Linked DNA regions of Homo sapiens: region 1 is linked to region 2. Evidence: chromatin loops called from intact Hi-C (ENCODE). Cell type or tissue: breast epithelium. All regions are shown on one strand. Each heading gives the region's core, and the rest is flanking DNA. Links, peaks and the distances in the headings are about the cores only. Region 1 has its middle 82 kb from the start of ATP12A. Region 2 has its middle 30 kb from the start of ATP12A.

The links. Peaks named below come from ENCODE experiments on the same cell type or tissue, not always from the same donor. Only the 100,000 strongest peaks of a DNase experiment are listed, where the experiment ranks them.
Region 1: a loop joins it to region 2, with 33 times the contacts of the local background. A loop is called at or near these places in 1 of 110 quality-filtered maps.

The regions. Positions count from the first base shown.
Region 1 is chr13:24,590,425-24,606,526 of GRCh38, forward strand. It overlaps the pseudogene TPTE2P6. Among named protein-coding and RNA genes, the nearest start is that of ATP12A, 82 kb to the right of the region's middle. In breast epithelium, for the core only: no CTCF peak of the experiment used is centred there; no DNase peak of the experiment used is centred there.
Region 2 is chr13:24,642,447-24,658,548 of GRCh38, forward strand. No RefSeq gene overlaps it. Among named protein-coding and RNA genes, the nearest start is that of ATP12A, 30 kb to the right of the region's middle. In breast epithelium, for the core only: no CTCF peak of the experiment used is centred there; no DNase peak of the experiment used is centred there; H3K27ac peaks cover 376 bases.

The DNA.
Region 1 (16,102 bases), core at 5,414-7,913, 54 kb before region 2:
CCAGCTAGTCATCCATCTCTGTTGATTATGGCTTTGACAGTTTTCTATGTTCTCCTTCCTTTCTGTTCTCACTGCCACTAATTGTCCAGAATCTCCTTTGCTCAGCGTAGATTTCTGCAGTGGTCTCCTTACCCTTTCTTTCTCCTTCTATAATGCAATGTATAGAATCCTGAAATATGCATCCTGAAATATTCCTCTCATTGTGAAAAATTGTAGGTAGAGCAGAAGACACACTGTGTGCCCATGGTCAGAGCCAGTTAACACCTTTGGCTCAACATCCTTATCTGTAAAATAAATAACACATCCAAGTGTAATGGGAATTCAATTAGATAATATATATAAAGTTTCTTTGTGAACTATAAGTCACTAAATAAGTGTCATATGTGATAATTATCAGGCCTCTTTGTCACATAGGAAATGCCCCACCATATTTTTCAACAACTTCTCTCTTTTTTCCTTGGCTGTTGAGCTCTTAAGATATAATAGCCCTAACGTAATACCTGAGCTTTTTTCCATCAGTAGCTTGACCAGCAGACTTCATTCCAAATAAACTGGGTCATCCCTTTTTGCTCTTGGAACACAACTCTAATTTAGTTATTTGGTTATAAATAAGTTATTTGGTTATAAATAAGTTAAAGAAATAACTTATTTCTTTCTTTCCTTCCTTTCTTCTTTTACTTTTTTTTTTTTTTTTCTTGAGCCAGGGTCTTTTTCTGTCACCCAGGCTGTAGCGCAGTGGCATGATCATGGCCTACTGTAGCCTCAACCTCGAGCTCAAGCAATCCCCCAATGTTTTTTTATGTTTTGAAGAGGCTGGGACTTGCTATGTTGCCCAGGCTGGTCTCAGACTCCTGGGCTCAAGCAACGCGTCCACCTCAGCCTCGCAATGTGCTGGGATTATAAACATGAGCCACACTGCCTGATATTGTTTGTTGTTGTTTTTCCAATTTTTTTTCTTTTCTTTTTGTTTTTGAGACAGAGTTTTGCTCTTGTTGCCCAGGCTGGAGTGCATTGGCACAATCTCGGCTCACCACAACCTCTGCCTCCTGGGTTCAAGCGATTCTCCTGCCTCAGCCTCCCAAGTAGCTGGGATTACAGGCATGCACTACCACGCCTGGCTAATTTTGTATTTTTAGTAGAGATGGGGTTTCTCCGTGTTGGTCAGGCTTGTGGGGAAAAGAAAGAGACATCAGACTGTTACTGTGTCTACGTAGAAAGAAGTAGACATAAGAGATTCCATTTTGTTCTGTACTAAGAAAAATTCTTCTGCCTTGAGATGCTGTGCTGGCAGAAACGTGCTGTGTTGACTCAAGGTTTAATGGATTTAGGGCTATGCATGATGTGCTTTGTTAAACAAATGCTTGAAGGCAGCATGCTTGTTAAAAGTCATCACCACTCCCTAATCTCAAGTACCCAGGGACACAAAACACTGTGGAAGGCGGCAGGAACCTCTGCCTAGGAAAGCCATGTATTGCCCAAGGTTTCTCCCCAGGTGATAGTCTGAAATATGGCCTCGTGGGAAGGGAAAGTTCTGACCGTCCCCAGCCCGACACCCATAAATGGTCTGTGCTGAGGAGGATTAGTGAAAGAGGAAGACCTCTTTGCAGTTGAGATAAGAGGAAGGCGTCTGTCTCCTGCCCCTCCCTGGGCAATGGAATGTCTTGGTGTAAAACCTGATCGTATATTCCATCTACTGAGATAGGAGAAAACTGCCTTAGGGCTGGAGGTGAGACATGCTGGCAGCAATACTGCTCTTTAATGCACCGAGATGTTTATGTATGTGCATATCAAAGCACAACACCTTTTTCTTAACCTTGTTTATGATACAGAGACATTTGTTCACATGTTTTCCTGCTGACCCTCTCTCTCCCCACTATTACCCTATTGTCCTGCCACATCCCCCTCTCTGAGATGGTAGAGATAATGATCAATACTGAGGGGACTCAGAAACTGGTGCCAGCGTGGGTCCTCCCTTTGCTGAGCGCTGGTCCCCTGGGCCCACTTTTCTTTCTCTATACTTTGTCTCTGTGTCTCTTTGTTTTCTCAGTCTCTCATCCCACCAAAGGAGAAACACCCACAGGTGTGGAGGGGCAGGCCACCCCTTCAAGGCTGGTCTCAAACTCCCGACCTCAGGTGATCTGCCCACCTCAGCCTCACAAAGTGCTAGGATTACAGGCATGAGCCACCATGCCTGGCCCATTTTTCTAATTTCTACTTTGCATTATTGCTGGTCTTTTTCCCTCCGTTTGGACTAGAGTCTATTTTCAGAGCTCTTCTTCCTTTATCTAAACTGCTTCATGCCCAATTCAATTTCTACCTCCTTAATGAAATTTTTGCATTCTGTACCTTCTGTTAACTAGCCCCCAATAGTGCATAACAGCACGCCCAGTCTTTATCATACAGATTATGTTATGTCCCATTCTACTATTGTTTCTTATGTGTACAGCTCCCAAAAGGGGCCAACTGAGTCTGCACCTCCTTTTGTGTTTTCTACAGGGCCTAGCATAGACCTTTCTTATTGTGGGTGCCTTTATTTATATGAGAGTGAGTCAAAGAAATAGTATAGCCTCAAAGTCATTCATACCATAACTTGAGCTATCTTTGGTTACTCCATCCAGCAGCCTGCATTGGTCAAGTTCAAAGATCCCATTGACAAACACAAGAGTTCTGATAAAACATGATGAGCAGGGGGACCCCACTCTCCCTCTCCCTTGGGAGGGGCATGCGGGCCCAACCCCCAAGTATTGCAGACCCCCGTTCTTATTTTTTAAATTTAGGAAATATAAAACCATGATGAGTTACACATTGCTTTTTGAATGTCAATGCTAGCTTTAAAATTGAGCTTCTTAATATATTCTCAAAAAAGGCCCTAACACATGAAAATCAAATGACACACATTAAATGATAATATTTAATTGATTAAAGTCTAATAGAAAATTCAATACTTTTTAAAAGTGTGGCACTTTTGAAAAGTGCCTCATGGCCAGGCACAGTGGCTCATGCCTGTAATCCCAGCACTTTGGGAGGCCAGGGTGGGTGGATCACGAGGTCAAGAGATTGAGACCATCCTGGCCAACATGGTGAAAGCCCGTCTCTACTAAAAATACAAGAATTAGTTGGGCGTGGTGGCACGTGCCTGTAGTCCCAGCTACTTGGGAGGTTGAGGCTGGAGAATCAATTGAACCCGGGAGGTGGAAGTTGTAGCGAGCCGAGATCATGCCACTGCACTCCAGCCTGCTGACAGAATGAGACTCTGTCTCAAAAAAAAAAAAAAAGAAAAGTGGTTCATGATAACCCTCAAACATGTTGGCCTTTAAAAGACATAAACAACAGGCCGGGTGCAGTGGCTCATGCCTGTGATCCAGCACTTTGGGAGGCCCAGGCAGGCAGATCACTTGAAGCCAGGAGTTTGAGACCAGCCTGGCTAATATAGTGAAACCCCATCTCTACTAAAAATTCAAAAATTAGCTGGGTATGATGGCATGTGCCTATAGTCCCAGCTACTCGGGAGGCTGAGGCACAACAATCACTTGAACCTGGGAGACAGAGGTTGCCGTGAGCCGAGATCACGCCACTGCACTCCAGCCTGGGTGACAGTGAGACTCTGTCTCAAAAAACAAAAAACAAACGAAAACACACACACACACACACACACACACACACACACACACACACAGACAACAGTATTGCAACTAGAAAAGATTATTAATAATTATTTATGCATGTAGTGATTGGGCTGTGAGACCAAAAGTACTTGATAAATATAGGAAGTCATGATAAGTGAAAAGGACCTTTTGTTATCGTTATCTAGGTTTGTAGTTCTCAATTCCATGTGTTCATTCACAGATACTGCATGACATTGAAACAGCTGGTGTATTAACTAATGTATATGACAGTCCATCTCTGTACGATGATGTGAAAGTGCAGTTTTTCTCTTCGGTGAGTAATCACAAAATAGCCTCTGCCATTGTTCTTGTCTGGTCTAATGATTTTATTTAAGATTTGCTTTACTACAATTCCCAACAAGGGAGGGGGAGGGGGAGGAAAACAATAAATCAGATCTATAACAAATTTTTTTAAAAGAACATATGTAATTTGAATAATTTTTGTTCATTTGTTTTTTTCTAAATTGTAAATTTTCTAAATTTTTCTAAATTTACATGTATTCTCAAATACATGTAAACACAAAAATACAAAATAAACACAAAAAAAGTAAAAGCCAAGATGCTAAAAAAAAAAAAAAAAAAACCCAAAGGTATGTTTTACTGCATAGCAATGATTACATTTTGTTTTGCATCTTTTTTAAAAAATTAAGAAGTTGAGACAGAGTCTCACTCTGTCACCCAGGCTGGAGTGCAGTGGCATGATCATAGCTAACTGTAGCTTCAACCTCCTGGGCTCAAGCAATCCTCCCACCTCAGCCTCCCGAGTAGCTGGGAGCACTGACTGGAAAGAGAGTTAGGTTTGGGTGACTCAGCTAGGTGAAACACAGAGGAGGTAGCACAATACAACACATGAAATAACCAAAACAGTTTTTTATTAATTCCAGAGAGAAGAGGGCAGCACACTTCGCAGGGCCAACTGGAAGGGGGAGCCATCCAGGAGACCTGTGCTCGACTGATGGGTGGGAGCAATAGCGAGAGACAGGGAGGGACCTGAGAGTGGAAGCCTTTATTGGGATGTAAGGTGGTACCTGAGCAGGTTTCCTGTGGGGAGGTCTAATTTGGTTTAACACAAGCAGCCATGAGTCTCTACTGTGACTGAGAGGTGGTCACTGATATATCCACGTGGTCCCTGCAGAGTATGGGGGCCTATGGGGGGAGTCAAGTAGGTTATATCTAGCTGTCCCATAATAAAGTGGTCACCAGGGGAAGGTTGTATAAGGCAGATATCGGGATCAGTCACATGGAGAAACTGGGAGATGAACTGGAAACTGCTGAGGGTGACTGAACCCTGCTTCTGATATCAGAAAGTCCAATTTATATTTAAAAGGGATGCTGAGGCAACAAAAAAATTATAAGAATTCACTACAATCTAGTTGGGTATATATAGGCATAGGTCCTTAGTAGAGTCTGTTTGGCACTATCTAAACCAGATTCAAATAGCAGCATTTAAATTAAATACCTATCATGGAAAAAATACTATTCCTTGAAAATTTTGATAGAAACAGCAAGAGAATGCAATAGCATTTTCTTAAAGCCTCCTCCTTTGTGTCTTGAGTGTATTATAGATTGCAGAGTGCCACATATTTAATGGTTATAATTGTTTGATAAATATAAAAAGGAATAAAGGAAGGAACTTTAATTTCTTTGGAATGATTAGTTCTTGGTATCAGTTTTACTTTGAAATTTTTTTTCTTTTTAGAATCTTCCTAAATACTATGACAATTGTTCATTTTTCTTCTGGTTCAACACATCTTTTATTCAAAATAACAGGTATGAATATAATATAAACCCATAGAAACAGCCATTAGGCTGTCTGCTCAGCACCTTCAATATATCAGGTCTCTGTCGGTAGGTGCTGATTTACCAGTGACGAACCACCACCAAATTTTGTGCTAAAGTAAGGCAGGACCTAGGGAGGCTTCAGCTAGATGAAAAGCTGACAGACACACTTAAATCTAGGAGAAGTTACAAGACACAGTATTAAGGAATACAGCTAAGAAATATCATTAAGTAATGGTCTATTTAAATAGCCATTTAAATGTGGCTTTCTAATAACTGAATTGGGAAATCTTTCTGAAAAATTATTAATTGGGTTTGGAGATTATTGTTCCAAAAAAACCTACCATATTTGGAAATGCATTTCTCAGTCTAGAAGTTCTCCACTATAAGTAGCATTTGTTTTGTGATGGTGAAAAATTGGGATTTTTTTTTTGTATCAACCATACTCTTCAATACAAAAGGACAAAATATTTTTTAAATGATTTAGGTCAGAATTGAAGAAGTGGCTATGATTATATGTGGCATGAATTGATAGTTATTGTTACATCCAGTCCTAATCTTTTCTTCAAATGTGAACTGGATCGAATAACTCCTTAAGTCCAGCAAGGCAACAGGAAATTAAACCTCTGGTCTACATACTTGCAATGCAAAACATTTAATGGATTTTGATAGAGTGAACTTTGGATTTGACGGAAATTTTTACAAGTTTTTTTTTTGGATGCATACAAACATTAAACTTTTTCTTCTAACATGAGCAAAGTCCCTCAAAAAGTGAGACCTGGATGTAGCTTCATTTGATGCTGCTCCTCGAAAGTGGTTCTTGCTAAAGGATACAGTCTTTTTCCTTTAAAACACTATGTTCATTTTGGAGAAGTGATAAGCTAGATCACTTTTATTCTTACTTTTATATAAATTTCTAAAGATTTCTTTAACATTTAAATTTACATATTACTTGGTAAAGCTGTTTTTGTTAGTTATGAGATTGTTGTTTAGCCAAAAATGCTAACTTCTATCATTTAGAACACTAGGCATAAGTGGGTTAACCAATTTATGCCTAGTGTTCCATTATTGGAATGCTCAGCATGTGGGAGTTATATCCTACTGCTCAAGGTCATTTCCAAGGTCTGATTGTAAAAATTCAAAAAATTGCAACCTCACACATAAATTAAAAGAGATATAGTATTTTATTACTGGGTTTTCATTCATGTCTATCCTGACTGATTTCTGTCACAGAGAGAAATTTAGATATTTTATTAAACTTGGAAGTCATTAATGCCATATAAAGCAATGCTAAGAGAGTCAGCATGTGTTACTGATGTGTTGCTGAAGATTAAAGTATTTTTAAGTCTCACCAAAAAGGTGGAAGGAGCCAACTGAGACACAAAAAAGGGGCTGAGGTTCTATTCACGGTGAGTTTCTTTTTTTGTTTCTTCCAGCTCTAACTAACGTGGGTATCCAACTGCGTGGCTTTTCGGTGAGCCCCAATATAAAATGTAATAATTTTTTTTCTATTCTTAGGCTTTATCTACCAAGAAATGAATTGGATAATCCACATCAACAAAAAGCATGGAAAATTTATCCACCAGAATTTGCCGTGGAGATACTTTTTGGCGAGAAATGACTTCCAATGACGTAGCTGGATCCGATTAAGTATAGTTTCCCCTTCCCCTTCTGGGAAAGAATTAATGTTCTTTCCAACCCCTGCCATGTGCATGTTCATATGTCCTAAGTCTTCCTTGATGATGTATCTATATTTATATATGTTTATATATGTTCTTCATAAATCTATTAAATATATATAGATAAAATGTCAGTGTTTTTCTTCTTTTTTGAAGGCACATACTTCACAGTTTCCATCTTGTATTTACATAAATTGGGAACACAGTATGCAGGAACATCAGGCATCATTTTGAAGAACTTTGAAATAGAACTTTCATAGCAAAAACTTGAGATATTTAAAAATTGTGATTCCCCAACACCCACTTACATATTTTTGGTCAAGTATTTATTCCCTGCTTTGGTTCACATTTGTAATTTCAGATTTATTAGAAAGCTAATTTATATTTTTTCTTCCACTTCATTTACAAACTGTCTGTTAACAGATTGGCAACAAAGACTAAGTTTTAAATCCAGAAGAGAGAAGTGTTTCACACAAGCAGTCCCCCAACTCCCAACACACACACAGTCTCTCATTCTGAGCACTAAATAGGTAGCTTACTTGACAAGCTTCCTTTAATCACACACAGACATGGGGGTTGGGGTAAGAAGATTGTGGTAAATATGAAGATAAGTAATCTCTGGTAACTTCTGCTTTTGTTTAAAACTGTAAGTGAAATCAAAAGAAATATTTGTTCTTAGAGTAATCTAGGTGTATTATTTTGAAATTCACTACACCTGCTCACAATTCACCTAAGCTTGGGAGGACTCTGAAGGGAGGTTATCTTTTCATTATAAACACTGGTTAGCCTTATGTCTACAGGAAATCATTATTATTTCCTCTTTGGTGCTGGGTGCTACTTTTTTTTTTTAACAAATTTTTTTATTTGTATTTTTTATTTCTTGAGACAGCATCTCACTCTGGTTGTTGAGACTGGAATGCAGTGGTGTGATCTTGGTTCACTGCAGCCTCAACCTCCCAGGCTCAGGTGATTCTCCCACCTCAGCCTCCCAAGTAGCTGGGACTATAGGCGCATGCCAGCACACCCAGCTAATTTTTTGTGTTTTTAGTAGACACGAGGTTTTGCCGTTGTTGCCTAGGCTGAGCTCAAATTCCTGAACTCAAGCAATCTGCCTGCCTCAGCCTCCCAAATTGCTGGTATTGAGGCATGAGCCACCACGCCCAGTCTGTGGGTGTTACTTTATTCAAAACACCTTTATTGCCACTGTATCTTCAGGCCATGATTGTCCTTGAAAACATTCTATCTTGGCCTTATTGAAATTATTCTTATTTGAATGATTTTCCTTTTATTGTCAAGGCCCTCAACAATCTAGACCAAGATGAGTTCATCAGGAAATGAAAGGTAACAACTAATAAGACAAGTGTCACTGCTAAAACACGGTATACTCATTCCTGAAAAACCTGGCACTCTACAGAAAGGACTAAAAAAAGAAGCGGTCCATGAAAATACAGTTTGAGAGTCCAGGGCAATCCTGTCCGGCATAGCAACTTTCTAACCAACACACTAACCGCTCGGGCCACCCAAATCAGCAGCTCAGTGTCGGGAGTTTGCCATAGAGCTTTTTAATTTTTGAGTGGAAATAGAAAAATACTTGCTCTAAGGGCTGTGGGTACCAGAATGGCACAGATGAGAGTAGAGCCCTGAGCCATGGTGGGCACGGAAGGCAGCAACCTGCCAGGAGCCAAGAGCCCCACTAGACTGGTGAGCCACCTCGCTGCAGGTGATTTTTTCTCCTCTAAATATTCCAAAAACGTTCCGACTGCCCATGCAGCAGCCCAGCTAAGGCCTTTTTCCTTTACTCCCCCTGACCTGGCTCCTGCTTTGAGGAAAAGATCATAGAACGTGCTTTCAAATTCCTTTCATGTTAATATTATGCCCTGCCATTCATATGACAGAAACATGTAGGCACAACATAGGTTACACTATTTCCTTTAAAATTCACACAGCCACAATCTACAGAGGGCATATTATGTCCTGGGTTTAGGTGAATAGGGAGGAAAATACTTAGCTGGCTCAGTGAAGATTAAGATCTGTCTTTTTCAGTACCAGAAATACAGGAAGGAAGGAAACCCCCTTTTTTATTTTAAGAATTTCCCTTTTTGAAATAAGGAGATTACCATTAAGGTTTCTCTTCCCCAGACCTCCAAGACCCACCAAAATTTCTGGAAATTATGAGTTGTCACACTATTCTGCTTTCGCTTATTCAAAGAAAACTCATTTAAGGCCTCTTTGGGTATTGCTTTCTTAGAATGCAAAATGAATGATTCTTTGAACAACTCAAGAAACTTAGATCAGAATGATACTCATGTCTTAAAATTTTAACTTTAATTTTAAATACAGGGGGAATGTGTGCAAGTTTGTTACATCAGTATATTGCACCCCGGTAGTGAGCATAGTACCCAATAGGTAGTTTTTCAACCCGCACCCTTCTCCCTCCATCCCCCTCTAGTAGTCCACAGTGTCTATTGTTCCCATCCGTATGTCCAAGGGTACCTGTTGTTTAGCTCTCATAAGTGAGAATATGTGGTATTTGGTTTTCTGTTCCTGCATTAATTTGCTTAGGATAATGGCCTCCAGCTCCATCTATGTTGCTGCAAAAGACATGATTTCACTCATTTTTATGGCTGTGTAGAATTCCATCGTGTATATGTACCACATTTTCTCTATCCAATCCACCACTGATGGGCACCTAGGTTGATTCCATATCTTTACTATTGTGAATAGCACAGCAATGAACATATCAGTGTGTGTGTCTTTTGGTAGAATGGTCTTTTTTCCATTGGGTATATATCCAATAATGGGGTTGCTGGGTCAAATGGTAGCTCGTTTTAAGTTCTTTGAGAAATCTCCAGACTGCTTTCCACAGTGGCTGAACTAATTTACACTCCCACCAACAATGTATAAACGTTCCCTTTTCTCTGCAGCCTTGCCAGCATCTGTTGTTTTTGAGTTTTTATTAATCTCCATTCTGACTAGTGTGAGAGGGTATCTCACTGTGGTTTTGATTTGCACTTCTCTGACAATCCGTGACGTGAAACATTTTTTCAGATGCTCATTGGTCACTTGTATGTCTTCTTTTGAGAAGTATGTGTCATGTTCTTTCCACATTTTTAATGTGGCTATTTGGTTTCTGTGTGTGGATTTGTGTAAGTTCCTTATAGATTCTGGATATTGGACCTTTGTTGGATGCATAGTTTGCAAATGTTTCCTCCTGTTCTGTGGGTTATCTGTTTGCTCTGTCGATCATTTCTCTTGCTGTGCCAAAGCGCTTTAGTTTTATTAGGTCTGACTTGTCAATCTTTGTTGTTATTGCAATTGCTTTTGGGGACTTAGTTAAAAATTCTTTCCCAACCAGGCGCGGTGGCTCACACTTGTAATCCCAGCACTTTGGGAGGCTGAGGCGGGTGGATCACGAGGTCAGGAGATCGAGACCATCCTGGCTAACAGGGCGAAACCCTGTCTCTACTAAAAATACAAAAAATTAGCCGGGCGTGGTGGCGGCGCCTGTAGTCCCAGCTACTCAGGAGGCTGAGGCAGGAGAATGGTGTGAATCCAGGAGGTGGAGCTTGCAGTGAGCTGAGATCACCCCAGTACACTCCAGCCTGGGAGACAGAGCGAGACTCCATCTCAAAAAAAAAAAAAAAAAATCTTTCCCAAGGCCAATGTCAAGAAGGGCATTTCTGAGGTTTTCTTCTAGGATTTTTATCACTTGAGGTCTTACATTTAAATTTTTAATCTATCTCCAGTTAATTTTTATATATGATGAAAGGTATGGGTCCAGTATCATTATTCTGCATATTGCTAGCCAGTTACCCCAACACCATTTATTGAATAGGGAGTCCTTCCCCTATTGCTTGTTTTTGTCAGCCTTGCAGTATCAGGTGGTTATAAGTGTAAGGCTTTATTCTGGGTTTTCTATTCTGTTCCATTGGTCTATATGTCTGCCTTTGTACCAGTACCATGCTGTTTTGGGTACTATAGCCTTATAGTTTGAAGCCTCTGGCTTTGCCCATTTGCTTAGATTTGCTTTGGCTATTGAGGCTTTTGGTTTCATATGAATTTTAGAATACTTTTTTTCTAATTCTGTGAAGAATGACATTGGTAGTTTGATAGAAATAGCACTGAACCTGTCAATTGCTTTGGGCAGTATGGTCATTTGAATGATACTGATTCTTCCAATCCATGAGCATGGAAAGTTTTTCCATTTAATTGTGTTATCTCCGATTTCTTTCCGCAGTGTTTTATAGTTCTTGTAGAGATCTTTCACATCCTTTGGTAGCTGTATTCCTAGGTATTTCATTTTCTTTGTGGCTACTGTAAATGGGATTCTGTTCTTGATTTAACTCTCAGCCTGGACATTATTGGTGTATAGAAATGATGTTGATTTTTATACAGTGATTTTTTTATCCTGAAACTTTGCTAAAGTTGTTTATCAGTTCTAGTAGCCTTTTGGCAGAGTCTTTGGTTTTCTGGGTATAGAATCATATCATCAGCAAAGAGAGATAGTTTGACTTCTTTTCCTTTTTGGATGCCTATTCTTTCTTTCTCCTGCCTGAGTTCTCTAGGTAGGACTTCCAGTGCTATGTTGAATAGGAGTGGTGACACTGGGCATCATTGTCTTGTTCCTTTTCTCATGGGGATTGGTTCCAGCTTTTGCCCATTCAGTAGGTTGGTGGCTGTGAGTTTGTCATAGATGGCTCTTATTATTTTGAGGTATGTTCCCTTGATGCCTAGTCTGTTGAGGTTTTTAATGTGAAGGGATGTTGGATTTTATCAAAAGCCGTTTCTGCATCTATTGAGATGATGATATGGTTTTTGCTTTTAGTTCTGTTTATGTGGTGAATCACATTTATTGATTTGCATATGTTGAATCAGCCTTGCATCCCTGGACTGAAGCCTTCTTGATTGTGGTGTATTAACTTACTGATGTGCTGCTGGATTCTGTTTCCTAGTATTTGGTTAAGAATTTTTGTGTCTATGTTGATCAGAGTAATTGGCCTGAAGTTTTCTTTTTGTGTGTTTCTCTGCCAGATTTTGGTATTAGGCTGATGCTGGCTTCATAGACTGAGTTAGGGAGGAGCCCCTCATCCTTAGTTCTTCGGAATAGTTTCAATAGAACTAGTACCAGTTCTTTTTTTTTTTTTTTTTAGACAGAGTCTCACTGTGTCACCCAGGCTAGAGTGCAGTGGTGAGATCTTGGCTCACTGCAAGCTCTGCCTCCCAGGTTCACGCCATTCTCTCGCTTCAGCCTCCCGAGTAGCTGGAACAACAGGTGCTCACCACCACGCCTGGCTAATTTTTAGTTTTTGTATTTTTAGTAGAGACGGGGTTTCACCATGTTGGCCAGGATGGTCTCTATCTCCTGACCTTGTGATCTGCATGCCATGGCCTCCCAAAGTGCTGGGATTACAGGGGTGAGCCACCGCGCCCAGCCTCAGTTCTTTGTACATCTGGTCGAATTCAGCTGTGGCTTCATCTGGTCCAGGGCTTTTCCTTGTTGGTAGATTTTTTATTGATGATTTGATTTCTGAACTTGATATTTGTCTATTTAAGGTTTCAGTCTCTTTCTAGTTCAATCTTGGGAGATTGTATGTTTCCAGGAATTTATCCATTTCCTCTAGATTATCTAATTTGTGTGCATAGAGTTGTTTATAGTATTCTCTGAGGATCTTTTGTATTTCTGTGGGATTGGTTGTAATGTCATCTTTGTCATTTATGATTGTACTTATTTGGCCCTTCTCTTTTTTTCTTTGTTTAGCTATCACACTATCCATCTTGCATATTTTTTGAAAAACTAATTATTGGTTTCATTGATCTTTTGTGTGGATTTTTGCATCTAGTCTCAAAAAAAAACAGCACTTCAAAAAGCACTTCATTTAGTGCTTTTCTAATTTTAGTTATTTCTCTTCTGCCAGCTTTGGGATCAGTTTATTCTTTTTTTCTAGTTCCCTTAAGTGCAAAGTAGGAATGTTAATTTGAGATATTTCTAACTTCTTGATGAAGGCATTTAGTGCTATAAACTTTCCTCTTAACACTGCTTTAGCTGCATCCCAGAGATTCTGGTATGTTGTGTCCCTATTTTCATTAATTGCAAAGATTTTTTTAATTTCTGCCTTAATTAAGATTTTCACCCAGGAGTTATTCAGGAGCAAATTATGTAATTTCCATGTATTTATGTAGTTTTGAGAGATCTTCTTGATACTGATTTCTATTTTTGTCTCACTGTGGTCAGAGTGTGTGCTTGGTATGATTTCAAACTTTTTGAATTTATTGAGGCTTGCTTTGTGGCCAAGCATGTGGCTGATCTTAGAATATGTTCTGTGTGCACATGAGAATGTATCTTCTGTGTTTGTTGGACAAAGTGTTCTGTAGATGTCTATCAGGTCCAATTGGTCAACTGTCAAGTGCAAGTACGGAGTTTGTTAGTTTTCTGCCTCAGTGATCTGTCTATTGCTGTCAGTGGGTTGTTGAAGTCTCCTGCTGTTATTGTGTGTCTAAATCTTTTTGTAGGCCAAGAAAAACTTGTTTTATGAATTTGGGTGCTCCAATGTTGGGTGTGTACATATTTAGGCTAAGTCTTCTGGTTGGATTGTGCCCTTTATCATTCTATAAGGAATGCCCTTCTTTGTCCTTAATTTTTATTGGTGAAAAATATGTTTTATTTGTCCAGGAGTGGTGGCTCACACCTCTACTGCCAGCATTTTAGTAGGCTGAGGTGGGCAGATCACGAGGTCAGGAGATCGAGACCATCCTGGCTAACATGGTGAAACCCCGTCTCTACTAAAAATACAAAAAAATTAGCTGGGCATGGTGATGAGCACCTGTAGTCCCAGCTACTCAGGAGGCTGAGGCAGGAGAATGGCATGAACCCAGGAGGCAGAGCTTGCAGTAAGCCAAGATCGCGCCACTGAACTCCAGCCTGGGTGACAGAGCGAGACTCCGTCTCAAAAAAAATTAATTAATTAATGAAAAAAAAATATATATATATAAAGTTATGTTTTATTTAACATAAGAATAGCGACTCCTTGTCTTTTTTGTTCTCTATTTGCATGACAGATCTTTCTTTATCCCTTTACTTTCAGCCTGTGGATGTCATTAGGAGTCAGATGGGTTTCTTGAAGACAGCAGATGGTTGAGTCTTGTCTTTTAATCCAGCCTGTCATTTTTTGCATTTTAAGTGGGGTGTTTAGCCCATTTACATTCAGGGTTAGTATTGATATGTGAGATTTTCATCCTGTCATCATGTTGTTAGCTGGTTGTTGTATAGACTTGTTTGTGTGGTTGCTCTGTTTTGCCTATGGGCTATGTGCTTAAATGTGTTTTTGTGGTAGCAGGTTCTTTCAATTCCATGTTTAACACTTTTTAAAGGATCTCTTACAAGGCTGGTCTAGTTGAAATGAATTCCCTCAGTGTTTGTTTCTCTGAGGATTTTATTTCTCCATCACTTATGAAGCTTTTTGGTGAGATATAAAATTCTTAATTGGAATTTATTTTCTTTAAGGGCACTGAAAACAGATCCCCAATCTCTTCTGGCTTGTAAGGTTTCTGCTGAAAGTTCTGCTGCTAGCCTGATGGGCTTCCCCATGTGCATAACCTGGCCCTTCTCTTCTTTTTCCTTCAAGATTTTTTCCTTTTGCATTGACCTTGGTGAATCTGCTGACTATGTGCCTTGAGGATGATCATCTTATATAGTATCTAGCCTGGGTTCTCTTTATTTCTTGGATTTGCATGTCAACCTTTCTAGCAAAATTAGGGAAAGTTACATGAATAGTATTTTCAAATATATTTTCCAAATTGTTTATTCTCTCTCTTTTTCTCTCAGGAATGCCAATGAGTCATAGCTTTGGTCTCTTTACATAATCCCATATTTCCATCAAGTTTTGCTCATTTTTAAAAATTCTTTATTTTTGTCTGAGTTGGTTAGAAAAGCTCTGAGATTCTTTCTTCAGCTTGGTCTGTTCTGTAGTTAATACTTTCAATTGTATTATATAATTCTTATAGTGAATTTTTCAGCTATAGAAGTTCAGCTTGGTTCTTTCTTAAAATGGCTATTTCTTCTTTCCGCTCTTGGATCCCTTTATCTTTATCTAGGACCACTAATCTTTGGATTAGTTTTCAATTTTCTTCTGAATCTTGATGAGCTTCCTTGCCACCCAGATTCTGTATTCTACGTCTGTCATTTCAGTCATTTCCAACTGGTTAAGAACCATTGCTAGGGAGCTAGTGGACTCATTTGGAGGTAAGGGGACACTGGCTCTTTGAATTGCCAGAGTTATTGTGCCAATTCTTTCTCATCTGAGAGAGTTGGTATTCCTTTAACTGTGGCGTAAGTTGAGTATAGTCAGTTGGCTGCATTTTTCTGAGGGCCAAGGTTCTGTGCACGGTCTTTATTTGTGGCTGAATTCTCACCTTGGTTTTATAGGAAGGTATATTAGCAAACTATTTTTGTAATTTAGGTTGACTTCCAGTAGATGGCACATAAGAGTAATGGTTGGTAGATAGAGCTTAGCCACATGGCTCCTTTGTATTTCCTGGTGTTTCCGGCTGTGCTCTGCAGTACAGTGGGAAGAGAGGTGACCACCTCGTCAGGTCCGCTCCTGGGCACTGGGGAAGCCCCTTCCAACCAATGGCACTGTGCCCATGTTTCTTTTGGCAGGTGCGCTCTCTCACACAGAGGCTGTGGTAGGGAGATAGGCCACCCCTTTCCCAGTCAGCTGGCCCTGCAGAGGGAGACATGCCCACTGCTGTGGTAGCCCACAGGTTCATGTAACTCAGCCCTCTCAGTACGCTGAGAGTGTGGGCTCCTCTCCTGCTCTAATGTGTGCTACAGATCTCGCCTTGGCACTCCCAGGCTTCAACACTGCAGCCCCAGGGAAAGCTCAGGCTTTTTGTTCCCTCCTCAGCTTAGGGACAGCAGGGATAGGGACCCCGGCAGTGGTAATGACAGGGGGCCTATCAGTTGCCTCTGGGGACTCTATC
Region 2 (16,102 bases), core at 7,588-10,087:
TTTGTGGGCTTAGACGATTTTACTAGTTCCTATTTAGTGTGTTCAAATAACATTTCCTAGAAGAGCAGATTTACATGCCCTCAGTTTTACAGTACTAGGAAAAGGAAAACGTCCCCCAGTTAGACATAGTACCCATTTTCATAAGACATTTAGGTAAAAGGGGTTACAACTACCTTACATAAAGCTTGTTTAAACATCATAAATTGTATAATTCTATTAAACTCTATGTTTTTATGTTCGGGTCCCAGGAACCCTTTTACACCCCCAGTCTATTTTACCTTTTCTGGTGAAAAGAGTTTGGGTTCCCAGCAGGGAGTTGTGTCTGTAAGACCTGTGAGGGACAGCAAATTGGATAAGGCTTCTTAAACAGTCCTATGATTCTGTGCAAGGGGCACTCATGTAAAAGGGGGCCCCTTAACCCCCAAATTTACCATGACCTTGAGTAGTAGGCATATTTGGTGGGAAGATACCTCAGTTATCATAAAGCCAGTCCAACATGGCTTGCATATGAAGCATGTTAATGCTTCACCTGGGGTGCTTCACTTGGTATTTTATAGAGAGAGTTGGGCAGTCCCCTTCTCAGGGCAAACAGACCTTACTGGATTTATCCAGTCCACTAGGCTGATTCTTTTCTCAGGAATAACCTTCTGTTCATTTGGATCACATATACTCATCAGTGATTGTTCAGTAGTGAGCTGTGGGTCCTGTATTAATCCAAACACGCTCTTAAATTCTGTAGCATTTAAAATGAATAATTTTGTCCTTAAAAGTGGTGGCTTTTACAATCCACTAAAGATTTTTTAAAGAAGCCGAATGATACCAGTCTACAAAATGGAACAATTTACATTATGCCCTCTGGTTTTTAATGATTACTTGGCTTTACCACAGGGTTCAGATTTAACTTTTGTTGCCCTGGCTTGCTTTCTTTTTTAATCCATTTAGTTTTATCTGTATAATTCTCTTTCATTATAAAGCTACTCTTAGTTTCTTAACCAAAAAACTTACATTTTTTTGAAAATTGACATCCTTGTGTTTTATAAAATTTTGCCAAAAGCATATTTTACGCTCCAACTATTTTAAATTTTAGTAACCCAAATTTCCAGTGGGGGAAAAAAACAGGTTTTTAACATGACTTTAAAATTTTAAATTACTGGGGAGAGTTTTAAGATTAAATTTACCAAGTTTATTTTACCGAAGATTACCAAGTCATGTGAATTAAAAGGCATCTGAGCTAGCTTCTACCAATCTGATAAGCACTTAACATTTTTTAAGTTACTTGATTAGAGCTCTTTCATGTAGTTTGGTAGTAAAATATCACTTCCCCATGACACAAATAAAGATAGAGATATAAAAAGCATGCAGAATAAAAAGGCAGTTTCAAAAGATATTTTATTTGCCAATTTTCAAGAAAATTATCTCACTTATTTTAGACAGTTAATAAAAGTAACAGCAGACAACAAAAGGTAAAGAAGAAAGCTACCATTCAAGGCCTTGCCTTTTCACAAGAGAAAGAGTTGAACTTCTGAGCTATCAATCTGAAGAATGTTAAAGACAGATGATAGAATGTTAAAGTTTAAAAACTTCATGCATTAAAAGTCAAATATTTGTAATAAAATATTGATTTGACTATTTAGTTTTGTATTAGTGTACTTTTAAGTATCAAAGACCCATCTCTACAAAGACTATTATAATTTCCTCTTCATTATAACCAACTGAATTACACAACTGTCAGAGGCATGTGAACCAGAGCAACTCTATCTTGAATAAGGGCTGGGTAAAATGAGGCCAAGACCTACTTGGCTGGATTCCCAGACAGTTAAGGCATTCTAAGTCACAGGATGAAATAGGAGATCAGTACAAGATACAGGTTATAAAGACCCTGCTGATAAAACAGTTTGCAGTAAAGAAGCCAGCTAAAACCCATCAACACCAAGATGGCCATGAGAGTGACCTCTGGCCATCCTCACTGCTACACTCCCCCCAGCGCCATGACAGTTTACAAATGCCATGGCAATGTCATGAAGTTACACCATATGGTCTAAAAGGGGAAGGCATGAATAATCTACCCCTTATTTAGCATATAACCAAGAAATAACTGTAAAAATGGGTAACCAGCAGCCCTCGGGGCTGCTCTGCCTTATGGAGTAGCCATTCTTTATTCCTTTACTTTTCCAATAAGTTGCTTTCGCTTTACTCTATGGGCTCGCTCTGAATTCTTTCTTGCATGAGATTCAAGAACCCTTTCTGGAGTATAGTGCTGCAAACACAGCTCACTGTAGCCTCAACCTCCCAGGCTTAAGCAATCCTCCTGCCTCAGCCTCCCGAGTGGCTGGGACTACAGGTGCATGCCACCATGCCCAGCTAAGCTAATTTTTTCTATTTTTTGTAGAGACAAGGTGTCACTATGTTGCCCAGGCTGGTCTCAAACTCCTGGACTCAAACAGTCCTCCTGCCTTGGACTCCCAAAGTGTTGGGATTTCAGGCATGAGCCACCACACTGAGCCAGGTGAGTTTTGACAAATATATACACCCATATGGCCCAGCACCTCAGTCACAATACAGAATGTCTCCATCACCGCACATGGTTCCCAACTCGACCTCAAACCCAAGTGCTATGGAGTCACTGATTCTGATTTTAATATGCTGTATTATTTGCTATAATACAGCATATACATTTCATGTACATTTTTGTGACAAATGATATGTTTTTATTTTCATTTTTATTGGTACAAAATACTTTCTAATTTCTCTTGTGATGTCTTCTTTTACCCATGGTTATATAAGAAATGTGTTACTTAATTTTAAAACATTTGGGGATTTTCCAAATATCTTTTATTGTTGAATTTGTAAAGGATCTATCCAACAAACTGTTGAGCTCACTTAATAGTAGTTACAGTTCATAATGAGATTCTCTTGGATTTTCCTTATAGATATTTCATCTGACAGTATAAATTTTACATCGGCCAGAATCCCCAGTGTAATATTAAACTGTGGAGGTGATAACAGGGATGTTTGTGTCTGATTTTAATGAGCCTCTTTTAAGATTTCACTATTCAGTGTGAAGTTTGCTATAGGTTTTGAGGCAATACACTTTTAATAAATTAAAGATTATTTATCATAAGCAGAGTTGGGATATTTGAGTGAATTTTCTAAATCTACTGATATAACAATATGATTTTTTCTTTTAATTTGCCAGTGTGATGGATTACATTGAAGATTTTTTTTGCACTCCTCAGATAAACTCTATTGCTCTTTTTATTTTGAATAAAATTCTGGATTTATTTTGCTTGCTATGTTGTATTTTGATAGTGATTTTAACATATCTGAAATATGTTTGAGCAGAAGTGAGGTGAGAATCAAAATTAGCTTATTCTACAGCTATTTTTTCTTATACCGTTTATTGAATGATTCATGTTTCCCATACAGTATGTTCTAAATAATTTTTGATCTTTCTTTTATTATTGTTATTTAATTTTTATTTTTTGAGACAAAGTCTCATTCTGTCACCCAGACTGGAGTGCAGTGGCATGATCTCGGCTCACTGAAACCTCTGCCTCCTGGGCTCAAGTGATCCTCCCACCTCAGCCTCCTGAGTAGCTGGGACTCAGGTCCAGCTCAGTAACTGGGACAGGCATGCACCACCATGCCCAGCTAATTTTTTTTTTTTGTAGGGATGGGGTTTTTCCATGTTGCCCAGGCTGGTCTTGAACTCCTGGGCTCAAGCCATCCTCCCATCTCAGCCTTCCAAAGTGCTGGGATTACAGGCATGAACCACTGCACCCAGCATGGTCTTTTTTTTTTTTTTTTTTCAATATTTTCATTGTCCTGTTGTAGGGAGACCCCCTGAAACTATTGCTACGGAATAAAAGATAAAATGCCCCTGATTATCGTAAATACAAAATTGCCTGCAGGATTGTGTAAAGACAATGCCAGTTTGGGCTGCCAGAACGAGCCAACAGCGTGATGTGCTTCCCCCCTAGAGAGCCTATGAATGGACGTGCAGTCAGGGAGGTTTCACATCACCAAGATTCCTATCCCAGAAAAGCAGATGTTCATAGCTCTGGGAATGGAATGCAACCCTTGTGGAGAGCCTATAAACAGACACATGAGGGGCACCGGTTCATATGGATAAGATAGGGTTATAAATGCCCTCATCTTGCCACAGCTCTTCCAGGTCTCTTTAGGGTTAAGGCATACTCCCTTCTGAGAATTTTTGGTCTAACTGGTTGTCTAGCTTCACGTCCTGTTTCTATGGATTGTTTGCAACCAGCTTTTGCTGCAACTGTTACTGCTGATTAATATTGGCTAATCATAGGTTATGGATAGACTGTGTTTCTGTTTTAAGGCTCTGTTAGAAATTGCTGACGCACACACTATATTGTAAATTCTCATCTCTGCATACTGTACTTCTGCATACCAATGTTATGTTAAAGAATTGCTTCATCCCCATTTGACCATTTCACCTCATAATCAAACGACCCTAAATCCCTCACTAACTGACCCCCACCCTCACTAAACTTAGTAATAAATGCTGGTATATCCAGTGCATTGGCGGCATTGCAGGACCAGAAGGCGGTGACCCCCCTGGACCCAGCTTTCACTATCTTGTGTGTGTCTTTTATTTCTCAACCTGCCGATCCGCCTGGGAACAAAGAAAAAGCCCCGTTGCACTGTGGGCTGCTGGCCAGATCCTGCAATATCCTGTAGTTTTAATAAATGTATTTTAATGTTACTGGCCACTTCAGATTTTTCTTGATTGTTTAATCCAATGAAGGTTTTAAAGATATTCTCATACAGGGAAATGTTAAAATATCTCTCTCAAAGGGATGTCTATGTCTTGGCTGGAAATATTACTCAGTGAGAAATAATTTTAGGCCATAGGGAGATCTCTTTATCTTTGCAAGGGCATTTACTGCCTTAAATGCATTTTAATTGATAGGGAAGAGAGAAAGTCCAATGTAGGTCCACCTACTTGATAACTAAGGCTGAAATCCAGTTCAAGCTGGGCCTGGGGACAGCAGCAGGCTCAGGTGACCAGGGAGGAACCTGGTTCAGCTTCATTCCCTTCAGAATTCTCCAAGGACAAGGCTCCCACCCTTCCGAGCAGGCAGGACTGTGGTCAAGCACATGCCTTTGCCCACACATTAACAACTGTCATGAGTTTATGTGTTTTCTTTTCGAAGGAGGATGCATTCAGACACATCTGTGTGTGTTTCTACAGACGTACATTCAGGAATATGGAGCATCGCAGCTGGGAGTGTGCACCTGCTCCTCACAGTGATGTGACCTATCCTGATGTGTTTTCCCTTGACAATGTCTTGGAGAGCTTTCCATGTGAGTGCATGTAGGTCCAACTTGGTCTTCATAACTGCTGCATGGTGTGTCATGGTATGCAAGCACCACAACATATTTAGCCAGTCCCTGACTGATGGGCATCTAGGTTGTTGCCACTTATCCACTATTCCATTGACATAGGAATCTTGCAAGATAAAGTTGAAAGGTAATTCAGTGGCATTTGAGGCTCTCTGTAGTGTTCTGAAGTCTTACCTTCAGGTAACATGCCTTTTCCCAAAGAGTACACTCCAGTCAAACTAGTCTAACACGATTTTCTAGCTCAAAATCTGCACAGGTCAATCCTTCCACCCAGAAGGCCCACTTCTCTTCTTTTCCTCTTTCTAAATTTGGCCTGTCTTAGAAGGCTGTCTCCTATTCCCACTCTTCTGTGAAAACTTTCCTCTTCTCTGGGCTCCCAGCCTATGGTAGTCTTTCTTTCACCAAATGTCTATTGTATTCTGTATGGCTCACTCAATATTTGTACATTTTTTTGTATTTTAATATTTCATTATATTAACAATCCTCATGTCTTCACCTAGAAGCTAATTTATTGAAGTAAGATAAATTTTCTTGCCTTTTAGCTAAAGTCTCAGCTCTATTTTCTTTCTTCTCTCTAAGCATACCTTGCCCCAAAGCTGAATAAGTCTGTCCACATTATTTCTCTGCTCACAAACCAATATGATGATGATGATGATGATGATGATGTCATCCTCAACAGCTCCCTCATGAGTGGCATCACCAGCCTTCCTCAGGTTAAGTATCACAACAAGGAGAGCATCTTCAAAGGTGACTCCTGCCTTAGGCCTACAAAAGCCCTCTCTTTTCCATTCCTCCACTCCAGTCAGGGCCCCTCCCCATTCCATGAGCCTGTTAGTTGGGAGAAGCTAGACTACATGGTCACAGGTAAATCCCAAAGTGTTAGAAGTGCAACCCAGGCTGGGCGCGGTGGCTCACACCTGTCATCCCAGCACTTTGGGAGGCCAAGGCGGGTGGAACATTTGAGGTCAGGAGTTTGAGACCAGCCTGGCCAACATGGTGAAACCCTGTCTCTACTAGAAAAAATACAAGAAGTAGCCGGGAGTGGTGGCACACGCCTGTAATCTCATCAGGAGGCTGAGGCAGGAGAATTGCTTGAACCCGGGAGGCAGAGGTCGCAGTGAGCCGAGATCGTGCCTCTGCACTCCAGCCCAGGTGACAGAGCGAGACTCCATCTCTAAAAAAAAAAAAAAAGAAGAAGAAGAGCAACCCAAATTCGGGTCTTCCTCACTCACCTCACACCTGGCCGTGGGTCAGAACGGCCTCCTTGGCAGCTCCTGCTCCTCCAGCAGCCCTGCCACCCCCAATCTTCACTTGTAGCCACACAGCTGGAAGGAAGCTTGTGCCCAGGACTCACACTTCCTCTTGACAGCCTCCAGCCAGGCCAGCACCGCACTTCCGCTCACCGCCTACAGCCTCTACTTGTCCCAAGGCTTCGCATAACTGGAAGAGAGACTGGGAAGCGCAGGGCACACGGAACACCTGAAGAGCACTCCTGTCTGTGCCCCGGAGCTGCCGGGATCAACTGGGGGCTCTAAGAAATGGAGGCAGCAGGAAGCTAGGAAAGGCAGGGAGTGCCTGGAGGTATTGATCCAGGTATGGGGCCTCAACCAAAAACATCTGCCCCAGTACCCTCTGAGAATGCTGACTCGGTCACCCTGCCTCCAGTTCTACCAATGACAGAGGCATCTGGCTTACTAATTTTTCTTTTTGAAAATCGCAGGTCTTCTGAGAAGTCTAAGTGGCCTCCTCTCTCTCTCTCTCCGAATAATTTAAAGAGGGTTTTCCCCACAACCTCTAGGTGAAGTCAGTGAAAGAAGAGGCACTTTGTTTGGAGAAAATAAGCAGGAGTCTTGGAGGATGGATAACTGTAGAAAGTGGGCATGCCTGGGCAAGGTACAGCCACTCTGAGGGCACTTCAGGTGACATAAAGTGGACAGCAGCAACTTGGGAGGAGCAGGAAGCCCCTCTGCATAGGGCATCCTCAGCCAGCCCTGGAGAGGAGTAAACCCTTCTCCCCTCCTCCCCCCTTCTCCCTCCTCCTCTCTTCCCCCTCCTCTCCTCCACCCTTCCTCCCTACCTCCTCCCTTCTCCCTCACCTCCTTGCCCCTGCCTTATCGCCCTGCTGCTGGAGCACAGGTTTCAGGTTGGCTTCATATTTAGCTGTAAATCCCAAGAGAAACATGGCAGAGTTAAAAATTAATTCGATTGGCACATTTCAACTACTTTGTGGATTATATAGGCTTTTCTAACTCTGCCTGGGGATTCAAACAGCAACTTCAACTCTTTCTGTGGAACAAAATAATAATGTTCTAAGTTCCAAAGTCCAGGATTATGTTTTTTTAAATAAAGCCTATTTTCTTTTTTCCGATTATAAAAATAATACATGTAATAATGGACTTTGAAAAATACGGGTAAATATACAGAAACCAATATAAATCATCCATAGTTTCACTTTAGAACCACAACTCATTCCTTAACTGGGACAGGGCACACTGCCAGTTACCAGACGAAATTCATGTTTTCAGCTCCCTGGGTCCACAGCTGGAACTGATTTCCAGCATCTATTGCCATCAGATCCAGCTAAGGACTACCTCCTAGCCAGTGAATTTGAATAGTGCTTGTACAGGCCCCTTCTAGGCCTGGCCTGAGGAGAGCCTCCATGCCTGCCCTTCACAGGCCCTTCTCCTCCAGCCAGCTGGGTGGAAGGTGCTCTCTGAGGCAACCTTGGAAGCCAGATATTGAAGATGGAAGTGCCCTTCAGCCTGGGTCCTGCCATAGGTCTGTGGAGGAGGCCCCGTGCTGAGCCTCATCCACCCTTAGTGCGGAGTAAGAAAATGCTCTTCTGGCTGGGCATGGTGGCTCATGCCTGTAATCCCAGCACTTTGGGAGGCCGAGGCAGGTGGATCACTTGAGGCCAGGAGTTCAAGACCAGCCTGACCAACATGGTGAAACCCCACCTCTACTAAAAATAAATAAATAAAATAACTGGCCGTGGTGGTGTGCATCTGTAGTCCCAGCTACTCAGGAGGGTGAAGCAGGGGAATCACTTGAACCAGAGAGGTGGAGGTTGCAGTGAGTGGAGATCGTGCCACTGTACTCCAGCCTGGTGACAGAGCGAGGCTCCATCTCAAAAAAAAAAAAAAAGAAAAAAAAAGAAAAGCAAAGAAAAGTGCTCTTCTCCCGCATGACAGTTGTCCTGCGTTTGGGGTCTGCTCCTTTCTACATTACCCTGTCCTGCCAACATGGCTAAGGACTACCTCAATTTCTCTCCTAAACTGCACACTGTCTACTGCAGGCCTAGCATGCACAGCAAGCCCTCAGCAAACTCAGTTTTTCACAGTGAAATGATTCCTGTAGGATCCTTTCCCTTTGACAGCTGCAGAAGCGTCAGTGCTAGAGCAGAGGCCTTGCTGTCCAACAGCCCTAATGCCAGCCTCACTGGGAAGCCTTTGATGGCTTCTGGAGTTTTCCCTTTCCTCCTTTCCTCCGCTAAGAACAAGACCATAAACGTTTCAAAAACACAGTGAGGTCTAACAGAAAAGGAGTTTAATACTTCTTTCACAATTCCAGAGCCTCTGGGGAAATGTCCCATCAGCATATCTAAATCCTAACCAGTATCTTCTAGCAGAAGTTTCGGTGCCACAAGCAGACATTGATGGGTTGATTGAGACACAACATCCCTGTCTACAGCACACACTAGTTCCAAGCATGCGGACAGGGGGCTTGGAACATGCGCAAAAGCAAATGCTCCACAAAAAAAAGAACAGCAGGAAAGTGAACCTAGAGGATTGAGAATGAAGAGTGAGACAATACAAGAAAGAAAATGTTTCCACCATTAGGAAAAAAAAAAAAAAACAGAAACATTGACTTTGATCTCCATTGTTAGAAAGAAAAAGAAAAAAATCAGAAACACATATATATTAAGGCAACAGTAAAAAGATGAGACCAAAAACATGAAAGGAAAGCTGAAGATCCAGGTAGAAACTCAAAGGTTTTGCAGCCTTCCCATCGCCACTGGCTGGGAGGGCCGGGCAAGGCTGGATTCTCCACAGTTACTGGAGGTAATGAGCCTCCTGGGACCTTTCACCCACTTTCTCATCAGTGAACATACCTGGGCCTGGGATTATGCTAACTATTCTGGAACTGCCTCTTCAAACCAGTCTAACAGCTTGCTCAAGGCACAGTGATGCAGGACCAAGATGAAAGGAAACGGAAGCATGTTAGGATCATTGCTAGGGTCATTCAAATACACCCTGAAACTGCACCTTCCGCCACCAAATGGACCAACAGATCGAGGGTTGCCTGCCAAGGGGACTTATGGCCTGAGGCCCCAGCCCTCCCGCTGCAAGTCAGGCCCTGACAGGGGCGGTGTGAGACCAGGTGGGATCCCATCAACCATATTAATATGAGAGGCAGGAGCTGGTTTGGGACAGGTCCTAAGCCCTCACCACTGCACACCAGTTTCCTAGAACCACAGGGTTCTGTCAATGTCAAAGCAAACAGTAGGACCAGACAGGGCTGTGAGAAGGGTCTAGAATCAAGCCCATCACCCTGCACATCTTGGAGGAGAGCTACTGTTCACTGTAGAAGACACCCCTCCCTGGGCATGATCAGCGTCTACTTGGGCAATGCTGTGCTGTCCCAGAGTCTTGCCCTGCAAAGCACACTTCAGGGCAGGGCAGGGCCCCTTCCTGGTAAGTCTCATGCCTGCCAGGCCACCAAGAATCTGCCAGCCCCCATCAGGCTGGCTCCTGCACTTACTCCCCCGGCTATGTGTCTCAGAACTGCTTTGTGTTGACATAGTGGGAAGTACCCTACATGATGTAAAATAACACCAGGACCAGCCTTCAACAAAACTGTGAGGTAGGCACAGTTTACCTCGCCCACTCTCCCACTTCTGTGTCTCCATCATCCAGCCTTCCATTCCCATCATGGCCCTGCCTTCGGCCACTGGCATCCCTCTAAAATGACCAGCTGCTGCAGGCTGAGGATGTGTATGTCCTAAATGAGTCCCTTAGAAATCAAAAATCTATAAGGAGGAAACAAGAATAATAGGATTTCAGGCCTCTGAAAGATATTGAAGACATACAGACAGGTACCTGCTAGATCCTTCCCAAACTAAGTTGTATGAACAACTTAGTACATGTTTTAGACTTTTTGTGCCCAAGGACATGAGTCTTCAAAGCTGACACACTTTCCTGGGTCTGGAAAGTCTTGACAGTCCAGCTGTGGAAGTAGTTGTGGTGCATCACCCTGGAAGTGCAAACCGTTAACTCTATCTGCTCCTGCAGCCCGCATCAGTCCAAGCCTGACAGCTGACCTGGACACTCCACGCAAAAAGCTGCTAATGCAACCATAAAGAAACCAAATTTGAAGAAAACCCAGGTGATTTTTAACAATTTTTTTTGTAGACAAGATCTTGCTATGTTCTCCAGGCTGGTCTTGAACTCCTGGCTTCAAGTGATCCGCCTGCCTCAGCCTCCCAAAGTGCTGGAATTACAGGTATGAGCCAGCGAGCCCGGACAACCCAAGTGATTTTTATGAAAGGCTTCCACTTCCTCCTTCGCCTGCTTAGCCCATTCCCAGCATTATGCCAGCCTAGCAAAGCCAACAGATCTGTGTTGCCCTCCACCTTCTGGCCCCTTCCACATTCTGCAGGAGACCCTATCAAAAGAAACAGCAGGAATCAAGGAGGAAAACCAGGAGGGAAACAAGGGCTGGATGGTCTGTGTGCTGGCAGGTCAGCCCTAATGACCAGGAAGCCACCACAGGCAAACCCCTGGATGGAGCGCCTCTCCCCACAGCCTGCCCACCAACCAGGCGAGGGGGCCTGGCTCCATGAGGAAACCTGGCGGGACTCACAGCTGCCATTTGGCAGCTTTCCGGTTCTTTATCCAGAGTTCTTTTCCTTATGCTGGACCACCCCTTGGGCAAGCATGCCTGATTCCAGGCAACTATTTTCCTGACTGAGCAGTATAAAGATGCCTACTGAGAGAGAGAGAGAGATATTCCTCAGTCCCCTTTCAACCACTGACACCAAGGCCATTGGAGGAAGTCACCATCCTACATTGTCCTTCTCATTGCCTATTTCTTGGGTGAAATGGGTCTCCATGAGCACGGATCCCAGGAGTCTGGGTCTCAGACGATACAGGATGAGGTGCACCACCAAAATAAGAAGTTGGACAAAACACAGATCATTATAAATGGACTAAATCCACCTATTAAAACACTGAAACACCTGTAATCCCAGTGCTTTGGGAGGCCGAGGAGAGAGGATCATTTGAAGCCAAGAGTTTGAGACAAGCCTAGGCAGCATAGCAAGACCCCATCTCAAAAAAAAAAAAAAAAAATTAGCTGCGAGTGGTGGCACACTCCTGTAGTCCCAGTTACTTGGAAGGATGGCTTGAGCCCAGGAGTTGGAGGCTGCAGTGAGCTATGATCACACTACTGCAATCTAGCCTGGATGACAGAGACTCTCTCAAAACAGCAACAACAACAAAAACCCTTCGGTTTGTGTTGTTTTTCAAATCCACCTGTACATTACTTACAAAAGGCAAACCTTAAAAGAAACCACCATGGAAAGATTGAAAATAAATTAATGGAAAGCTGTCTATCACATACGAATCAAAAGAAAGTATGTGTCACTATACCAATACCAGAAAAATAGAAGATAGGACAAAAAAAATTATTAAGAGAGTTAGAGGGACACTACCTAATAATAACAGAAGAAACTCATCAGGGTTACCTAATGACATAATATATCAAATTATAGAGCCTTGAAATCATAAAGCAAAAGCTAACATAAATTACAAGAAGAAATTCACAAATCCTCAACTATAACGGGAGATTTTAAGACGCCATAAATGAGAAACTAAAAGATCAAATGTATAATTAATTAAATTATAGAATGATGGAACAATGGCATTCAGAGCCAATCCGAAGGTTCCCAGACTCCACACTGAGGCACCCCAGAGTGCCGAGCTGGAGTCATGGGAAGCTGCCGGAGACTTCAGCTGCAGAAGACTTTAAGTTTCCAGGGAAAGAGCTGCACAAAACATCTGGTCAGGAACCACGCAAGCTTTGAGTTTGAGAGCTCATAGTTTCAACATCAGATCACACTACATTCTTTTCATAATTTCATATTTTTGTGAAGCTGGATTTTCAGCCATTGCTGTGATAAACAGTAAGTAGCCTGGGAAAATCACGATGGAACAAGAAACGAGCGTGGCAGGAGCCTCCAATCTGCTTCCAAGAGTTGAGAAGTGGTACAGTACCCAACACACACATACATCTCATGAAGAGGCAATTGTAGTTATGTAAGAAGCTAAAAATATTTTTTCTTTCAATTACTGTACATGTATTATTTTTTCAAACAGCTACAAGTTGTTAGGATGCAAATACTAATGAAGTCACTTGGATCTAACTACTTAATAAACAAAACCATTAGGTATTTCTTTTGGTCTAGGGGTACCACACAAATAATTACTGAGTCACTAAGGGTGACGTGAGCAGAGAAAGTTTGGGAATATCTGGCCTAATCGAATAATGTATATAGAAACATACGCTCCAAAACTGAAAATACCTAGCACTTTGGGAGGCCAAGAGCAGGGGATTGCTTCAGCCCAGGAGTTTGAGAACAGCCTGGGCAACATAGCAAGACCTTGCCTCTACCAAGAATTAAAAAAAATAAAAATAAAAAAACCAAACACACACACGAAAACTGGCCAGGCATGATGGTGCACCTATAGACCCAGCTACTTGGGAAGGAGGGGGCTGAAGTGGGAGGATTGCTTGAGCCCAGGAGGTCGAGGCTGCAGTGAGCCATGACCACGCCACTGCACTCCAGCCTGGGTGACAGAGTTAGACCCTGGCTCAAAAAATAAAAAAAGAAAAAACAAAATTGGAAATATACATTATTTTCAAGCATACAGGAAACTTTTTAGAAAATTTTAGAAAAGGCCGGGCGCGGTGGCTCACGCCTGTAATCCCAGCACTTTGGGAGGCTGAGGCAGGCAGATCACGAGGTCAGGAGATCGAGACCATCTTGGCTAACACAGTGAAACCCCATCTCTACTAAAAATACAAAAAATTAGCTGGGTGTGGTGGTGGGCGCCTGTAGTCCCAGCTACTCGGGAGGCTGAGGCAGGAGAATGGCGTGAACCCGGGAGGCAGAGCCGAGACTGCGCCACTGCACTCCAACGTGGGCGACAGAGCCAGACTCCATCTCAAAAAAAAAAAAAAAAAGAAAGAAAAAGAAAAAGAAAATTTTAGAATATTTGATGCCTAATAAGGTCACAAAGTCCTCACCTACTTCAAAAAAAAAAAAATACAAACCATGACATCTGATCATAATATTTTAAAATTAGAAATCAATAATAAAGATCTGTTTTTGAAACACGTATATCTAGAAACGTAAACTCATACTGCTAAATATTATTGACTCAACAGAGACATACAATGAAAGTTTTGAAATATTTCTAACTTAACAACAAAAACTGCATCTTTTTTCTTTTTCAGCTTTTAGAATCAAGGGTTTGTTACAAAGGTGCGTTGTGTGATGCTGAGGCTTGGCTTATGCTTGCTCATCACCCCCGAAATAAGCATGGTACCCAGTAGTAGTTTTCAGCCCTTGCCCTCCTTCCTCTCTCTCCCCTCTAGTAGTCCCTAGTCTCTGTGGTTCCCATCTTTATGGCCAACAGTACCCAAAGTTTAGCTACCACTTGTAAATGAAAACATGCAGTATTTGGTTTTCTGTTTCTGCATTAGTTCACTTAGGATAATGGCCTCCAACTGCATCCGTGTTGCTCCAAAGGACATAGTTTCATTCTTTTTATGGCTGCATAGTATTCCATGGTGTATATGTACCACATTTTCCTTATCCGGTGTGGTAAAGGATGGTGGGTTTGATAAAGAAAATGTGGTACACTTACACCATGGAATGGGCTGAGTTCATGAAAAACTGCATTTTTTAAAACCTGTGGAAAATACTAATGGGATATAGAGGGAATTTATACTTTATGGAATTTATGTAAAAATATGAAAGAGTACAAGTAAACCCTATAAATTAGGAAGAGGACAACACAACAGAACAAACCCCAAAGAAAGTAGGAGGAATAAAATTAGACAGATTAGAGCAAACAGTAATGAATAAACAAACAATAGAGACAATCAACCAAACCAAAGCTAGTTCTTCACAGGAACTATTAAAATAGGCTAATCAGGCTGGCTGTAGTGGCTCATGCCTATAATCCCAGCACTGTGGGAAGCTGAGGCAGGCAGATCACCTGAGGTCAGGAGTTCCAGGGTAGCATGGCCAACATGGCGAAACCCTGTCTCTACCAAAAATTAAAAAATTAGCCAGGAGTGGTGGCGGGCACCTGTAGTCCTAGCTACTCTGGAGGCTGAGGCAGGAGAACCGCTTGAACCCAGGAGACTGAGGTTGCAGTGAGCTGAGATCGCACCACTGCACTCCAGCCTGGGCGACAGGGTAAGATTCTGTCATAAATAAATAAATAAACAATAAAATAAAATAGACTAACCCCATCCCACCCTCCTGCAAGATTGAGCAGCAAAAGAGAAAAACAAGTTACAAATAAGCAAACAAGCAAATTTAGAATGAGAAGGAGGCATGTTTACATACTCAGTAGAGATTTTTAGATTGGTAAGGGAATGCTACAAACAAGTTTTATGTCAATAAATTTGGAATCTTTAATGAAATAGAAAAATTCCTAGTAAAATATAACTTGCCAAATTTGGTCAACGAATGAATAGAAAGAGTAGAATAATAGAAAGAAATGGATTCCGCACTCACAAATATCCCACCTTAAAAAAAAATCAGGGAATAACAAATAAATTAGGAAAATACATGAATCTCCCATGCAAAAATTCCAGATAATTTATGTAGGCACTTTGCCCTCAGGAAAATGAAGCATAACGTCCCACTCCATAGATGTGGCTTTTTTTCAAAGAGTGCAGTACTGATTAGGGGTGTGAGGAGGAGAGCCACCTCACAGTGGAGAAACCGACAAACACTACCGCAGCCAGATGCTCAAGGCCAGTATTGATGGTGATAAGTCATATGGATACTACCTGCCCTGATATAGTGTGATGAGAACAGCACCTCACCTCTGTGGCCTTCTTCCCCAAAACCCATAAACCTAGTCTAATGAGAGAAGAAAATACCAATCCCAATTGAGGGGCGTTCTGCAAAATACCTGATCAGTACTCCTCACAACTGCAGAGGTCATCAAAAACAAAGTCGGACAAGCTGTCACAGCCAAGAGGAGCCAAAGGGGACGTGACAATTAAAGGTGATGTGGCATTTTGTAGAACACTCTGGGACAGAAAAAGGGCATTAGGGAAAAACAAAGTAAATTCAATAAAGTATGGACTTTAGTGAATAATAATGTCTCAATACTCATTCATTAATTGTAACAAATGTACCCATGCTAATATAAAGTGTTAATAATAGGGGAAAGTGTATGTTGGGGGGAGAAGAAGATGGAAATGCTCTGTATTCTCTATCTGCTCACTTTCTCTGTAAATCTAAAACTTCTAAAAAATATTCTAGTAACTAAAAAGCCGTGATTGCTTCATACAGATGCAAAAACTAATTAAAATCCAGCAATTGTTCATTATTTGTAAAATAGTAGGTTCTATTGATTGACTTTATTATTGAATAAATACATTAATTATTTTAAAAAAGCTCTTGGCAGGCCAAGCACAGTGG